3 separate regions of the Homo sapiens genome follow, and all the other regions are linked to region 1. Evidence: chromatin loops called from intact Hi-C (ENCODE). Cell type or tissue: PC-3. All regions are shown on one strand.

Evidence for each region. A loop is a pair of places that touch in the nucleus more often than their neighbours do. Peaks named below come from ENCODE experiments on the same cell type or tissue, not always from the same donor. Only the 100,000 strongest peaks of a DNase experiment are listed, where the experiment ranks them.
Region 2: a loop joins it to region 1, with 6 times the contacts of the local background. A loop is called at or near these places in 2 of 110 quality-filtered maps.
Region 3: it touches region 1 in a loop (2.4-fold over the local background); 2 of 110 quality-filtered maps call a loop at or near these places.

What each region holds. Positions count from the first base shown.
Region 1 is chr16:61,791,070-61,793,569 of GRCh38, reverse strand. The region is part of intron 7 of CDH8 (cadherin 8); the gene reads left to right. Among named protein-coding and RNA genes, the nearest start is that of CDH8-AS1, 130 kb to the left of the region's middle. In PC-3, no CTCF peak of the experiment used is centred here; a DNase peak (open chromatin) is centred at 1,089; H3K4me3 peaks cover 862 bases; H3K27ac peaks cover 2,374 bases.
Region 2 is chr16:61,899,272-61,901,771 of GRCh38, reverse strand. CDH8 (cadherin 8) reads left to right here. Exons shown (of 12, transcript NM_001796.5): 3 at 299-593. Among named protein-coding and RNA genes, the nearest start is that of CDH8-AS1, 18 kb to the left of the region's middle. In PC-3, no CTCF peak of the experiment used is centred here; a DNase peak (open chromatin) is centred at 1,091.
Region 3 is chr16:62,040,229-62,042,728 of GRCh38, reverse strand. No RefSeq gene overlaps it. Among named protein-coding and RNA genes, the nearest start is that of CDH8, 5.0 kb to the right of the region's middle. In PC-3, a CTCF peak has its summit at 1,117 (motif pointing right); no DNase peak of the experiment used is centred here.

The DNA.
Region 1 (2,500 bases):
GCAGGGACATGGATGGAGCTGGAGGCCATTATCATTAGCAAACTAATTCAGGAACATAAATCCAAATACCACATATACTCACTTATAAGAGGGAACTAAATGATGAGACATATGGACACATAAAGGGGAACACTGGGGCCTGCTAGAGGGTAGAGGGAGGGAGGAGGGAGAGGATCAGAAAAAATAACTAATGGATACTAGGCTTAAGACCTGGGTGATGAAATAATCTGTACAATGAATCCCCATGACACACATTTACCTATGTAATAAACCTGCACATCCTGCACATGTAACTCTGAACTTCAAATAAAGTTAAAAAAAAAAGAAATGAATTAATCGAAATTCTGAAAGTTGGGAAGTCCAAGATTAGCATGCCAGTGTGATCGGATTCTGGTAAGGGCCCTCTTCTGGGTTGCAGACAATCAACTTCTCACTGTGTCCTCACAATGGAGGAAGGGGGCTTGCTAGATCCCTGGGGTCTTTTTTATAAGGGAACTAATTTCATTTGTGAGGGCTTCACATCCTAATCACCTCCTGAAAGCCCCACCTTCTAATACGATCACCTTGGGAGTTAGGATATCAACATATGTATTTTGGGAATCACACAAACATTCAAATCATAGAATGTTGTGTCCCAGTTTGGGGTTCAGAAAATTGAGTACATGTGTAGGCATTCAAGGATGTCACCATGATACAAATGATATGAGGGCCCTTCACACTGTGTTATACACAGCGGTCAGCACACACATGTTGGTAAAGTGTGGCACACCTATCATCTCATGTGATCTTCACAGCAATCTTGTTAGCCAGGGACTATTACTATCCCCATTTTATGCATGAATAAGATAAGCCCTTTATGTGTTTGGTTTATGCATGAACTTCACAATGACTCAGAAGCGAGTATTCATTCTGGTTCCGCTGTTTAACAGTTGTGTTACCTAAAATGTCCTAGTTCCTAAGAGTTTTATTTTTCTGTTATTCATTATATAAGAAACCAAGAAAAGAAGGGTGGGAGAAGGAAAAGGAATCTAGCACTGTGCTTGGTACAAATTTGGTGTTTCATGCATGCTTGTTGACCAAAACGTTGAGTCAGAATTTTTGTGCTGTTTAGTCATTCTTGGGAGCTGTTATCATAAAGTCTACTAGGCAATAAAATGTGTGAAATTTCTACAGAAGCAGCAGGAGTTTTCCAAAATAGTTGAGGTAGACTTTAAAGTGAATTTTAAACTAAGTCATTTCTTTCCCATCAAGTTCCTTCTATTGTGTAATCTGGTAATATTATGACATTCCTACCTCTGATCTCACTAAAGGGCTGTATTTATAGACTATTTTATAAATTCCTATGACTCACCCCATAAAGTCTGTCATGATCTGGAACTTTAAAAAATGAGAAAAATATCTCTGCCTTTGTTAGAGTTATGGGAGTTAAATAACACACATTTTTTTAAAGTTTTCTGCCATTTATAAATTCCCAAGGAAGAGCATTCTTCACTACTTTCTAAATAGGGAAGTTTATTAATATATCATTTAATGGGAGATGAAGATGACGATGATGATGATGAGCCTATTTTTAGTACATACTTAGTGCCAGAGATTGATTTAAGCTTTGTTTTTAGTCTTCACAACTGTTCCTGGGATATAAATAATTCCTATTTCACCAGCAAATAAATTGAAGCTCAGTGAATTTACTAATTATCCTAGAAACAGCAATACATAAGTAATAGAGATATAATTTGCTCTAAATTTGAGTTCTGCATGATGCATATTTGAATAAAGGATTCACAAACAACAACATTTTTTAAATGCCAACTTCCAAATACCCCGTTTTTGCTCCCCATGCTTCTTTGGGGCTAGAAATTCTAGGCAATTACTGGACAGCAACCAAATAGCCATGGAATGTGTTTCTGATTTGGGATTCATGAGTATCAGTGATCAGACTGATTCTTGTTTACTGTGGCCTCTGGGAAATTGGTTGACGCATGGATGTGTGAAATATCAGCAGTGAGATAATAAAATTACTAGAACCAGAAATGCCTGCAAAGTTATTTATGAATATAATGCAGAAAGTGATAATTAATCCTCTGGACATTTTTTAGCTTTTTTAAGAGTCAGAGTACACATGATATCTGAAGCAAAACACATGTCTGTTTAGTTATTTTACAGTTAAACTTGGAATATCATTGGTTGAATCAGCCATCATTATTCCCCAGGAAAATGGCTTTTGGTCTTCTTTCCATAATACAATACATTGAAACACTTTGCAATAAACACATCCTCATGTTCAGGATTTTGTTGAGAGCAATGTTAACTTACCTGTCTCTCAGTTCTTAAATTCTCTCTGAATTTCTTCAATTATCCTGGGGATTGGGGATGGGAGTGATTTGTAAATGCCTAGTGTACAGGTAAAAGTCAGTGTCTTAGTTTTTATTTGTAGTGAAGTCATTACTAAATGGGCAGTTATTATTTCATTTCATAATATATTTTTTCAAATGATTTCTCA
Region 2 (2,500 bases), 110 kb before region 1:
ATAACACATATATTTTTGTATTTTTCTCCTTGACCTTTTTATCATTCTAAAAGCATGTTGTTTTATACTAAACAGGCCAGAGTACTTTTTAAGGACTGTTCTAACTTATTTAGATGAATTTCATTATATTTTATTCTTAATTGATATCCGCACAGCTGCATACACTTTGTACAGCTACTATTAGCAGAAATTGATGATGTTATGTAAAAAGAACCAACTTAATATTCAAAAAGGAGGTAGTTAAAAAAATAACTTTTCAGATTGCTCCATCACTAACTAATGCCATTTTTCATTTCAGCTACACACAGACCTGGATCCTGGGAGCAAAAAAATCAAGTATATCCTATCAGGTGATGGAGCTGGGACCATATTTCAAATAAATGATGTAACTGGAGATATCCATGCTATAAAAAGACTTGACCGGGAGGAAAAGGCTGAGTATACCCTAACAGCTCAAGCAGTGGACTGGGAGACAAGCAAACCTCTGGAGCCTCCTTCTGAATTTATTATTAAAGTTCAAGACATCAATGACAATGCACCAGAGTTTCTTAATGGACCCTATCATGCTACTGTGCCAGAAATGTCCATTTTGGGTATGTATGCTTCCAATTTCACAGATCTATTAAAAGTCATCTTTAGAATAGCTCCTGGCATCAAGGATGGTGTATTGCTGAATGAAAGACATTTATTACCACCTTATCTCTAATTTGCATTTCCAAATCCCCCTTTTTGGCCTAAGTTCCACAGCTCAGTAGCTTTAGTCCCTTAGTAACAGGAACTGATGGAAGAGCAATTTTATTAAAATATCTTTCCTTACATGACAATACTTCAATAAGCTGAATTTGTATTCCTCTCATAGACTTGTAGTTTGAGTATTGTTACTGAGGCAGATTTATCAAGATTTGTTCTAACATGCCAAGCTAATCCTGTTGATATTTGCTTGATGTTTAATTATTTGTTTGTGTATATTCACATGCAGATGCAGCACACAGAGAAACAGAAAGTCATCTAGGTCTGTAGTCAGCCAGATATTAGGTTGCTCTAGTGGTTCATGTCTAGGGTGGATTAGGCAATCGACATTACCAAGGGCCTCTGTATTTGTGTCCATCTTAACAACATTTTTTAGGAGTGACTGCTAGTACCATTGACCCACTCTCAATTTTTCTGAGTCATTGAAGACTCCATCACATATTACAGAGCAGTCTGTATTTCAAACATGATTTTATTCTTGTTTCTCCCTCTTTGGAATCTGCTTATCTATCCCTAAACCCCTGCCATGATGATAAGAAACCCCTCAACCCAGACATTCTATAATAAAAGGAAGGATTTTAGAGCTCTTCCTTGTATGATAAAAGTAGTAGGCAGAATCTAAAGTTCAAAGTATAAGATTACAAAAGCCATTTTTTAAAATGTGTAGTACATATCCAAGTTTGTTTCAAGTTGCATTTAAGACAGCCTATAAGGGTGCATGCTATGTAGTAAAGTCACATAGCTTTGAAGCAGGTGAACAAGGTGAGACAAATAAACACAGGTAGAGATAAATTGGAAGCCAGAATTTGGTAAATACAGACATGTATATTCATTATTTAAAGCCCCCAAACTTAACATTAAAGGAACTGCGAGAAAAAATAAAAAAAAGAAATATGATCAAGAACCCTGTTCTCAAGTTTTATAAAATTAAGTTGCTCAAGAAAATTGCAAATAAATAAAGATATGAACACCAGAGGAAGTATACAGACATATAGTGTCTTCAATAACATCTTCACTTTAGACACAAATAAAGGCCAAGTATTGATTATGGTTTTCAAGGCTAAATTGGGTGACCATTGTCAGGTATAGTACAGAATGCCTTACCTCCCAAATGTGGTCCTGATATTTTAATTTAGCAATCCAGTGAGATACTCGTGTGTGTGTGTGTGTGTGTGTGTGTGTGTGTGTGTCTTTATAACATTCCTGATGGAAATTAGTTGGAATTTAAATTTCAAATAAAGAAAAATCTTTTGTAGAATAAATGACTTAATTTGCAAGTAAGTTATTCTCAGGCATTTCTGAGAAAGAGAATATCCTAGTTGTTCTCCTTGACTTGATCTGTTTTATGTTTGAATGACTTTCTCTTATTTTGTCGCGTACTCCTTAAGGTGATTTTGTTCCTCAGAGTTCTTTTTTCTTCCCCATAATACCTTTTCCTATCCCTCTTCCTCTTTCTCACCCTTCTCCATTAGTTCTCCTCCTTCATTTTCTCCTCCTGTTTCTTCTTCTCTTTATCCCCTTGCCGTTTCCTTTTCTCTCTCCTTCCCTCCATTGTCTTTCATGGTCACCCCTGTATCTTCAGCCACTTGTTTAATGTGGCTGGCCGTAAAATCATATGCCTTGCCCCATTGGTCTGCTTAAGCTGTTAATCCACATTGTCAGTTGCTTTATGAACATTATCATCTGGATATTTCAAAGACAGCTCAAATTTCACATTAAAAATCAAACTATGTACATGGCTGAAGCTGGA
Region 3 (2,500 bases), 250 kb before region 1:
TAAAGAGATACTGCATGAGAAGAAAGTAATGAAATATGTCATGTTAGCTTGCCTTTCTCCTTTCTTGCCCTTCAAAGTATTGTAGCTATGAGGATATTAATAAAACACAATGCTGCATAATAATCACATCACTATAATAGTAATCTCCAAGTTATATAACAGGTGTCTAGATATCTTACCATCTGAACAGATGCCAATACATAAATTTGTTTACAGGTATCTCCTTTCTCAGAGACTAAGAGTTTAGCGGGTGGCATCTGGGTGAGTAAAAATACCTTCTGTTATTGTTAGTTTGTTTTAAAATTTAGGAAGATATGCCCAAATGTATGTCTTGCAGAAATTTTGCCTTACTATTTAACTATATTTATCCATACACAGACATGTTTGCAAAAACAAGTGTATTTTTCTTCTGCAAATATCCTTTTCCATTTTCTACCATTCCAAATCTCTTAAGTAAATCCACTATTTACAATACAGCTGTTTTAACGACATGTTTATGAAAATACAGATCCTGATCACAGTTTCCCTATGGACTACCAAAGAGAATTTGAAACCCCGTTAGTAGTTGCAAGATGAAAGTCAAGTTCAAATGTGTATCGAATTGTATCTAAGGAACTGAAATTGTTTTATAAACCTCAGTTAGACCTCACACCACCCCCCTGAGGATGGAAAGAAGTATTATGCACTCTTATGGAGACACAAACTTAAAATCCATTGAAAGTTTAATCACTTTGCATCAAAAGCCTTATAGCTGGTCCGTGGTGGAGTGAGGAACAAAACAGAATTTCTTCCTAGGGAGCAACTTACCTTCTTTTATTTGCCTGATTACTAGAGTGTATGAAACTTCTGGAAAATTATGATGAATGTTCAAAAGAAACCCCTGAGAAAGGATTAGCATTTGTTTCTCAGTTTAGAGAATGAGTGATTAGTTTTTCATGCAAAAGCAACAGCACCTTTTTTGTTTTGCTAAACACTTAGGTGGAAATGACCCCTTTGAGGAAGGAGAAAAGAAGAGCAGAGCAATTCAGGAATTAGGATAGCAATTGGTAGAATATTTCTCTTTCTTTCTTCTTTCCTCCTCCTTGTACATAGCAACATGCACAGATATTGCACGCTAGAGGGCACTTGAGGTAGAAGAAAAAAAGCTTCGGCATCCATTCTAACAGGACTAGTTGCCTATGCAGGCGGGAGACGGCAACCTAAAAGCAGTGCCCTGATTTCCACATGGCAGCATCTTTAGCAAAAGAACAAACAAAAATCCTTAGTATTATCCAGCTTTGACTAATAAAAGAAGCCTGTTCACATTCTCAATAATTAATTTCCCTTCAATATCTTGTAACATTTGTCCGCTGCATATACATGTGGTCTTCTCTCTAATAAGCATCTTGATAACTAATCACAACTATAAATTCCATTTTGCACATATTAAGATAATTGTTTTCCCTTCACCTCCCCTCCTCCATACATCTGTATTCCCCTATATATCTGCAATGGCACATTAGTATAAGTGTGCAAATATCAAATAATGGTAATCTTCTAAGCCAAACTTAAAATTAATTAAATGTAATTATTATATTTTAGTATGAAATACACTCTGTTATACCAAAGTAGTAGTATTTTAGGGAGTGGGGTACCTTTTTTACTCCTCTTTCTTCTTTTTTTATTCTTACTCTTTTTTCTTCTTTCTTCTTTTTACTTGGAACACATTGGGAACTATTTTTAATTTTTTCCTCCTTTTTTCTCCTAAGTTAAACAAGAGTGGTCTAGAATCTTAATCTAGTTGCTATTCTCCTACAGAAGAAAAAAAAAGATAGAGAAAAACCCAAACACTAATATGCTAAGTGTGTAGTCCACAAAACCTGGACTGGCTTATTTGATAGCTTTGTATCAGTCCTCTTAAATCTATTTACTACCCCACCCGCCGCCCGTCCGACCAAGTTTCTGTTCAGAAGCTGAATTGAAGCTTATCTCTTTTCTAGTACCTGGGAAGATGGAAGATAATGCCATTTTGAAAACCTTCTCCAAAATGCTCTCAGCACAGATGTGGTTTTCAGAAAGTGTTTACACCTCCATTTACTGAAAGTATAATGACAAACTCAAGATTAGTAATTATAGTCAATATTCAGAGATGCAGGCCTAATTTCAGGGACAGCTAAAACCAGCAAGCCAAGAAATGTAGAGCATCACAACTCTGAATAGCAAGCTCAATGATGATTTTATGTCAAGAATTCATAACTACTTCTAAAGAAATCAATTTAGTTTTTCAAATCCCATACTAAACATTAGTGAGGTACTCAGACGATAAATTTAGTGTGCTTACATTTTTATTCTTCTTTTCAAATCTTGTTTTTTAAGATAGTATTTTGTCTTAAAACAGAATATTCTGGGACAAAAACAGTAAATATTAACACAATACACTATTTTATTTTTTTCCTTCTCATCTTTATACATGTCACAAGAGAAAGAAATTGCCTAAAGCAGTGTTCTCAGATGTTAGCAG